3 separate regions of the Mus musculus genome follow, and all the other regions are linked to region 1. The links are chromatin loops, found by intact Hi-C in ENCODE. Cell type or tissue: gastrocnemius. All regions are shown on one strand.

Evidence for each region. Peaks named below come from ENCODE experiments on the same cell type or tissue, not always from the same donor. Only the 100,000 strongest peaks of a DNase experiment are listed, where the experiment ranks them.
Region 2: it touches region 1 in a loop (6-fold over the local background); 28 of 42 quality-filtered maps call a loop at or near these places.
Region 3: a loop joins it to region 1, with 10 times the contacts of the local background. A loop is called at or near these places in 4 of 42 quality-filtered maps.

The regions. Positions count from the first base shown.
Region 1 is chr1:184,447,091-184,449,590 of GRCm38, forward strand. No RefSeq gene overlaps it. Among named protein-coding and RNA genes, the nearest start is that of Gm34229, 16 kb to the left of the region's middle. In gastrocnemius, no CTCF peak of the experiment used is centred here; DNase peaks (open chromatin) are centred at 1,016 and 1,997; H3K27ac peaks cover 2,500 bases.
Region 2 is chr1:184,731,360-184,733,859 of GRCm38, forward strand. Hlx (H2.0-like homeobox) reads right to left here and starts at 1,134. Exons shown (of 4, transcript NM_008250.2): 1 at 200-1,134. The coding sequence starts at 782. In gastrocnemius, a CTCF peak has its summit at 947; DNase peaks (open chromatin) are centred at 465, 867 and 1,391; H3K4me3 peaks cover 2,500 bases; H3K27ac peaks cover 2,500 bases.
Region 3 is chr1:184,770,862-184,773,361 of GRCm38, forward strand. No RefSeq gene overlaps it. Among named protein-coding and RNA genes, the nearest start is that of Gm51725, 9.3 kb to the right of the region's middle. In gastrocnemius, a CTCF peak has its summit at 961 (motif pointing left); a DNase peak (open chromatin) is centred at 947; H3K4me3 peaks cover 481 bases; H3K27ac peaks cover 481 bases.

The sequences.
Region 1 (2,500 bases):
CTTGGGTTGTCCTCAATCCAAGCCCTTCCTGCTTTCCTTCAGGAAGAATGACACGGTTACAGCTCCAGGCCGGCTTTTGTTCTCCAGTATCTGAAATCCTCAAAACTGCTTCACTTACTTGTTAGCAATAAAGCAAAATTGCACAGTTAAGAAAATTGTTGAGACTATAAAAGCACTTGGCTCCTCTCCCCTAATCCAGAAGGTACTGTGTGTTCTTTGGATCCCAGACAACGCTTTGGGCAGTTCCAGATAAGGTATCCAATAACTTCACTCTGTGTCCTCATTTTTCTTGCCCTCATTCCAGAAAAAGTTGGACAGCTGCCTCCTAAATAATTTTATTGTGAGGAAAGTTATTATGAAAACATACTCCACTGGTTTTCACTGACCTCCAAAACACACTCCCTAATTAAGTGCAAATGGGAGCTGACTTGGAGCAGGTTGTCTCTGATTTTGGACTTGGGAGCCTTCTTAAAGTTTATGAACTCTATACTCGAGCTCTGTCTGCCAAACGAGGAATTTCTTATTTCATTTGGTGACTGCTCTGAGGTTATATAACGCTTCCCCAAAAGCCCTGGATGCTGAAGATGCGTAAACCATCTGTCTATGCTGAAAAGTCAGAGAAAGAGAGGGAGGGAGGGAGGGAGGGAGGGAGGGAGGGAGGGAGGGAGAGAGAGAGAGAGAGAGAGAGAGAGAGAGAGAGAAGAGAGAAGAGAGAAGAGAGAAATTCATTGCCCCTTCTATCTGTCTCCGAGTACAACTAATTATTTATCCAGAGGAATTTCCTTGTGGCTTTTTATTTTAATATTGAGTTCCTACATAACCATAAAATTTTACAGTACTGAAGAGGCAATGATGGTATTCATGCCCTCACGTCTTTTTATAGGAGCCTATTTGGCTTTAATATTTAAAGAAACCCGAGGACCTGGCAAAGAGAAGCATGAGAAGAGAGGCCCAGAGGAGGCAACTTGTGCTTCATCTCGGGCCTCCAGTCTTTCCCTCCCCAGCCAGCAGGGGGCAGTAGTAATAGAGGCCTGGAAGCTGCTTCCTTCTTGAACTATGAAGAGACTTAAACAAGGAGAAATGATGAAAGCCAAAGGGGTTTCTCTGACCTCCTCTGGTCCTCCCTGGCAGGAGTAAGCCTCTGGCGGATTAACTTCCAGGTCCTTCGCCTGCTAACTTAGGTTGTGGCAAATATTTGGACGGCAGCCGTTAAGTGGTAGTCTCGAGCCCACGCTCTGCCAAGCTGAATCCCACCATCATTTGATGCAGCCTTTTGACAAAGAGAAACGAAGCTGATGAGTATTTCTGATGTCCTGAAGGTGAAGACACTGAGGCTTAAAGCCGTGTGCAGATTGCTCAAGGTTACAGAGCTAAAACTGAAACCCAGACTAAGGAAAGAGTTCAAAGTTTCTCATCGTTGACCCAGGTACCAAGCTTTATTTGAAATTTTGGTTTCTTTGATTTCGTTACTTAATTTTTAATAGCATGTAGTTCAGGCTGGCCTTGAACCTGTGATCCTCCTCCTTCAGTCCCTGAGAGGCGGGATTGCATGTGTACGCCACCACAGGCAGTTCATCGTTAAAATTATTTTACCTGACAAAGCAGATACAAGTATTTTTTTTTTTAGCTTTTCTTTTTTGTTAATTTCTGACATGGAAAACTTGAGGTAAACAACCATCAGCTGAAGTTGAACACTTCTACATCAACAACCAGTAATGGACAGAATGGTATTCCACCAGCCTGGCTAACAATGGTGACATCATTGAATGGTTTTGTGAACTTTGATGTTGGACACTCTTTCTTTCAATGGTGTAACATCATACCAACTAGACACTCCGTATCACCCTGACTCTCTGTGGCTGTTTGAGCAACATGAGACTCTGTGAGGAGCCCAAGGCTTGCTCTCGGGCATCTGGGTTCGATGCCAATCCTAAGCACTGTTCTGTGTGAAAGGATTCATCGTTGGCCAAGGATTAATTGGATCTGGTGATGGTGAAGCAGGCAGATGCAGGGGAAGCCATTAGCCTGGCTTAGCGCCATAGGAAGTGCTGGGTCCCAGTGATGACTGGGACACTGTATCAAAACTTGGAAAACAAGGAGAGAACTCAAACAAATGTCCAGATGTTTTGGTTGTGGGTGCCAAAGGTCCAGATGTCTGACAAACTCTCCGAGAGTTAATTGCGTTTGTCGGTGCTCGCAGGCAGACTTGGTACATCATGATCACAGGCTATGGCTGAGGGTGAGCGGAGGTTAATGTCCTTCCCGGTCCTGCACAGGGCTCCTTTGTCATTAAGGAAAGCTGCAAAGGGATACAGACTTCCGTGCCTGCCGAAAACATTACTGAGAGGCAAAAGGCAACTGGGTTTTCCACAGGCTCTTAAACATCTTAAATCTAAAATAAGTAATTGTTTTTGTTTTTGTTTTTTTCTTTTTTATCTCCTAGGCTGTTTTTTTCATCTTTAAAAGATATCATGAGAGATCTAAATAGGGCCCAGTTCTC
Region 2 (2,500 bases), 280 kb after region 1:
TATGCTGTTTAAGCAACACGAAGATATGTTTTTAAACATGGGATAGCTGACTTTTACATGTCACTAAGTTTTCCTTCATTTCGTTTTCTTCGCCCTCATTCTACCGTTCTGTCCTTAAAAATAAACGCACCCCAAATCCTCCTGACATCAGGCCCCTCATGGGTGGTGGTGAGGCCTGAGGCCTTCCAGCGATACGTACCTCTCAGAGTGTTGCCTTCCTTAACTTTTGGGTCAAATTCCGCAGACAAAATTCGATCGATACCAAATTTGAGGTCTTTGCTGGAGGGGGCAGGGGCGGAGCCGCTATGGTGGGGGACCACCCGCGTCCCCGAAGTCGGTGGCTGCAGGGAGACCGCCCGGGGTGGAGGCGGGGGCTGCTGCTGCGGTTGCTGTTGCTGCGTTGGTGATTGCTGCGGGAGATGCTGGTGGAAGGCGGCAGAGAGCGGAGACAGCCGCTGAGGGAAGCCAGCCGGGACTTCTGAGGGCGCCACCACCGGGGTGGGACGGAGCGGGGATCTGGCGGCAGCTTGGAAGGAGGCGTGCGGGTGCACGGAGCCCAAGTGTGCGGTGAGGGCTGCCGAGGCCCCCACCAGTCCCTCTGCAGCGGGCCCCGGCTCCCCGACGCCGGCGTGCAGGATGTCCGCGATGCAGAAAGAGGGTTTCTTGACAGCGGCTGGGTCCAGGGCGAAGGAGCAGCCGCCCGGGCCCGCCGAGGAGCAGTAGGCGGCTGACCAGAGACTAAAGTTGGAAGCATAGAAGGGAGCCAGGCCGGCTGCGAACATCCTGGCAGGATCCCGGCGGGGTCCTGGGTGAGTGGGGAAGTGGGTGGGCGCTCGGGCAGAGGCGGTGTCCCAGCCGAGCCCGAGCTGCTTTCGGTTCTTCGCCCGCCCTGAAGCGGAGGGCCAACCGGGGAGCCCTAGCGCCACCGAGGGACGAGGCGAGGGCCCGATCGCCGCCCGCCACGGCCTGGGCCCCTGGCTTGGCTTGAAAGGCGGCGCGGCGGGCGCGCTCCCCGCCGGGTGGATGGAGGCGATCGCCAGGCGCTGGGGCGACAAGGCGAGCGCGGCCTCGCTCTGCTACTCCGCAGAAGCCGGGGAGACAGGGACCCGACACCGAAAGAAAAACCCAAACAGCTAAGCCCTAAGAGCTAAATTTAAAACAACAATAATGATCCGTTAGTTTAAAAAAAAAAAAAAAAAAAAAAAAGGAAAAAAATTAAAAAAAAAAAAAAAACTCCTCTCTAAAAACTCCCAAAGTTTTGGCAGGAGCTTTCGAGTCAGACCCCGGGTAGGACCTTGATCCGTGCGCTCATTGGACGTCTTCGTGACCAATGGGACTCCGGAGTGGAGGGGAATTGGGAAAGAGGGGGGCGTGGCCGAGCTCGGCCACGCCCTGGCCACGCCAAAGTGTTTTCTGCGGCAGCGTGGGCTAAGCTGAGTACTGAGCGTCTCTGGGAGCCGCTTGGGGGTCGAGACTCCTCGGGCCTCTGGCTCTCCTCTGTCCCCTGCAGCTCGGGGACCCGCCAGCGGCAGAGCCTCGGAGCCGGTCTCCGGAATTTTCCTGGAGCTGCGGAGGAGGGGGATCACTGAGGCTCCCGTACTCTGCTGTAGTACACCCCCAACCTCCACCCCAGCAGACCACGCTGGCGGTCCGCAGGCTGTCCCTTCCGTATTCCGCTCTCATGCGACTTTCCTTCTCTCTGCTTTTACCCAGGTGCTTTTATCACAAGTCCTAGGTAAAGGCCCCATCCTCTCAGCGCCCCTACAGCCCAGAATCCCGACCCAAGTCTACTGTAATCCGCTGGTTTCTCAGCTCACCAGAGCTGCTCCAAGAAGCCAGGAGGAGGGCAGACCACAAATTAGTTTTATTCGGAGCTGTCATTCCAGTGACAACTTGAAAGAGTGACTTTTCAAACAAAAATAAGATAGATGGCTCCAAACGTCTCCCTTAGAAACAGCCAAACTTTTACCCTGAGCCTCGGAACCAACAAGGAGTGCAGCCCCAGAAGAGCGGCACGCGTGTCCCCTCTCTGCACCTTGTAGGAAGTGCTACCCTCCGCGGCCACCACATCCCCTGGTCACGTGAGGTCCTATGTTTTGCAAGTGCCAGGGAGCGGTTGCCTTTGAGATTAAATACCTACTTTTAATTCGGCTGCAGTTTTTCCAGGATCCGCTTTGGCCTGTTGGAGGGAGGCACTGTCCGAGCCTCCACAGCCAGCGCCTTCCATTCTTGCTAGGGTCTTTAGAACTCAGCCTAGGTGCACTGGGAATTTTCTGTCGCATCAACATCTCTATTTTAAGAATTCGTTCTCTTTTAAATTATAGTCAGAGTGGATTTCCCCGCCCCTCTCCCAAACAGACCACAGGCCACCTAGATGAACGGTTGTTGCACATTTCAGGAAGAAAATAAAATAATGACAATAACGAAACCACCAAATCTTTTGTTTTCGATTGTCCAAGTAAGTGTCTCCGGAATGATATTCCAAGGCAGGCTTATTTCC
Region 3 (2,500 bases), 320 kb after region 1:
CCCAATGCCAGTGAACCAACATTTGGTGGCAGCCACATAAGTGCATTTGGAAGGGACAGTCAGGTGTCTAAACCAGTGCTCTTCCTCCTGAAGAACTGGAGCACTAGCCTGGGCTTGGAGAGAGCCTGCCCACTGGCTGCTTAGGGGAGCATGTCCAGTGGCTGTCTACATATATGAAAGTCTCTCACAGTAAACCAGGTAGGATGGGGAAACATCAGGGAGGTAGGAGCGAGGCCTGCTTCTCAGACTCAGAGTCCAGGCTATTATCCCCAGAAGAGGACTCAGAAACACCAGAGTCCTGGAAGCAAACAAAAGGGCAGCAGAGGAGGAAGTGGAGGAAGTTGCTTATCTCATTTGTTTATTCTTCCTCCCTCATTTCCTCTTATGCTCTTTCAGCCCCCTCCCCAACCCCCTCTGCCCCCGCCAAACCCCAGTTTCTGGTTTCCTGGCCACTATCTAGCCAATAACCTCCCACATTTGCATTCTCGGCCCGTCTCTGCTCCCATAATCTTTTCTCCAGGCTCTGCTGAGGGTCACATTTACCACCACACAGGATTTCCGTCGGTGATAACAGCAGGGCCTGGTCATTCCAGAACTGCCCCATCTCCTCGTGAGTGTCTATTTTCGGCGAGGCAGGCATCTTAATTTCTCCCAAGAATGTGACATTCCTTAGGTGTCTAACCTATACCGGACCACCAAGTAAGCTTCTCAAGTAAGCAGCGCAGGCTCCCATCCCTGCCCAGCGCTCTGAATCAAAAGTTAAAAGAAAAGGTCGGCTCTGTCTGGGTCTCTCTGTGTGCGGATGCCTCAAGTGGAGACATAAGTTACTCAGGAGGCTTGTCTAAGGTGGGTCACTCACCCACAAATCTCTGCTCGAGGACTGCGGGTCTGCATCTCCAATAGCCCTAGAGCCCTAGGGAGGGCCTCTGCGCACAGAGGTTAGGGATACAGCGCCCCCTGGTGGTCATTTCCCTCATCTCATCGACACAGGGCTTTTCACTTAAAAAAAAAAAAAGCAGTCACCCTCACAGACAAGGTGTGTAACTTCTTGTTGATGCGTAACATGCATTCAAAAAAGCGTACAGATTCACACGATGAAAACACCCCCCGAATTGGACACACTCGGGTAAGCCAACGCCTGTAACATAGGAATAGGTCCCTGGCTTGAGCCCTTCCCCTATCTTGCACAACCACCCCTCCCCTTTCCTCCCACCCCCAACCCCTGCGGCCACCTAGGGTAACTCCCCCTCACCTCTGCTGCTACTCAGGGTAACTGCCCTAACTGCAGATCAGTTTTGCCTTCTGAAGTTACCTTAAGAAGCAGAACTCCAGAGATGTGGGGGATAAAAGCCCAACTCGTCTTCTTACTGTACTGGAAGGCCAAGCGCCTAGAGCCTGACTCCGTGTTTTACTCCATCTTGACGGCCGAGATCACTGAATGCTGAACACCGTAGAAACACCAGGCAATGCGTTTTAGGGAAAGGATCGTCTGAGCGAGAACCACAGCTATAGACAGAATGCCAAGCTAACCGAACCGCAGTTAGCATTTCTCACAAGGGAGGAGAAAGAGTTCGCCCTGTCCTTCATTGCCAGCCTGCATATCTTTCTGATCCCCATCCCCCACCCCCATTCTAGAGACACTGTCTTTACACAAAACCACCCCCTCCTCTACCCCTAAACAAAGAAGTACAATGCGGCACCTGTCAATTTTTGCAATCTTTTAAGACAAAAGATATGGATTTTAAAAATTCTCAAGGACCCAACGAGAGGGCTCAGCAGGTAAGGGTGTTTGTTGATGAGCCTGAAAACCTCCACAGGCTCACCAATAAATACATGCTACACACACAATAAACAAATAAAAATTTTTAAAGTTTTTAAGAAGTTCTATTGGGGACACTTAATACAGTCATAACACCATACAAAACAATAACATGGTTGAGTCTCAGAAGATCTCACCACCCCAAAGAAACCCTGTGCTCACAGCATGGATAATTCCATCTTCAAAGTCAAGGTTAGGTGAGGGGGCCAGGTCTTACCAAGACGAGTGTTGGTCTTGGGGTGGGGGTGGGGGCACTGCTAACCCTCCTTTATAGCACCCACAAATGCAGCTGGAATAGAAATCACCACATGAGAAGATAAAAACTAACCCTTAATGATTAGATTGAGTTAATTCCAATAACTGAGTCTAACTCCACACATTCAAGTTATGGAATCTCATACGCAGTCACAATAAAAATAATTACGGCAATGCTTTATGCCTTGCAGATATGAAGCCTTTGACATCTGCTGTGTGACTATAACTGCAGCACACCTCAACTTGAACAAGGCACATTTCTAGTGGCCAGTGACTTGGAGCTGGACATTGTGGCTCTGGACAACATGTGGAATGTCATCATCATCCTAGGAAGAGATCATTAGGAGTGGTGAGGTAGCTCAGCCAGTAAAATTGCTTGCCATGTAAGCCTAACTGCATGTATTCAACAACCAGCACCCACTATAG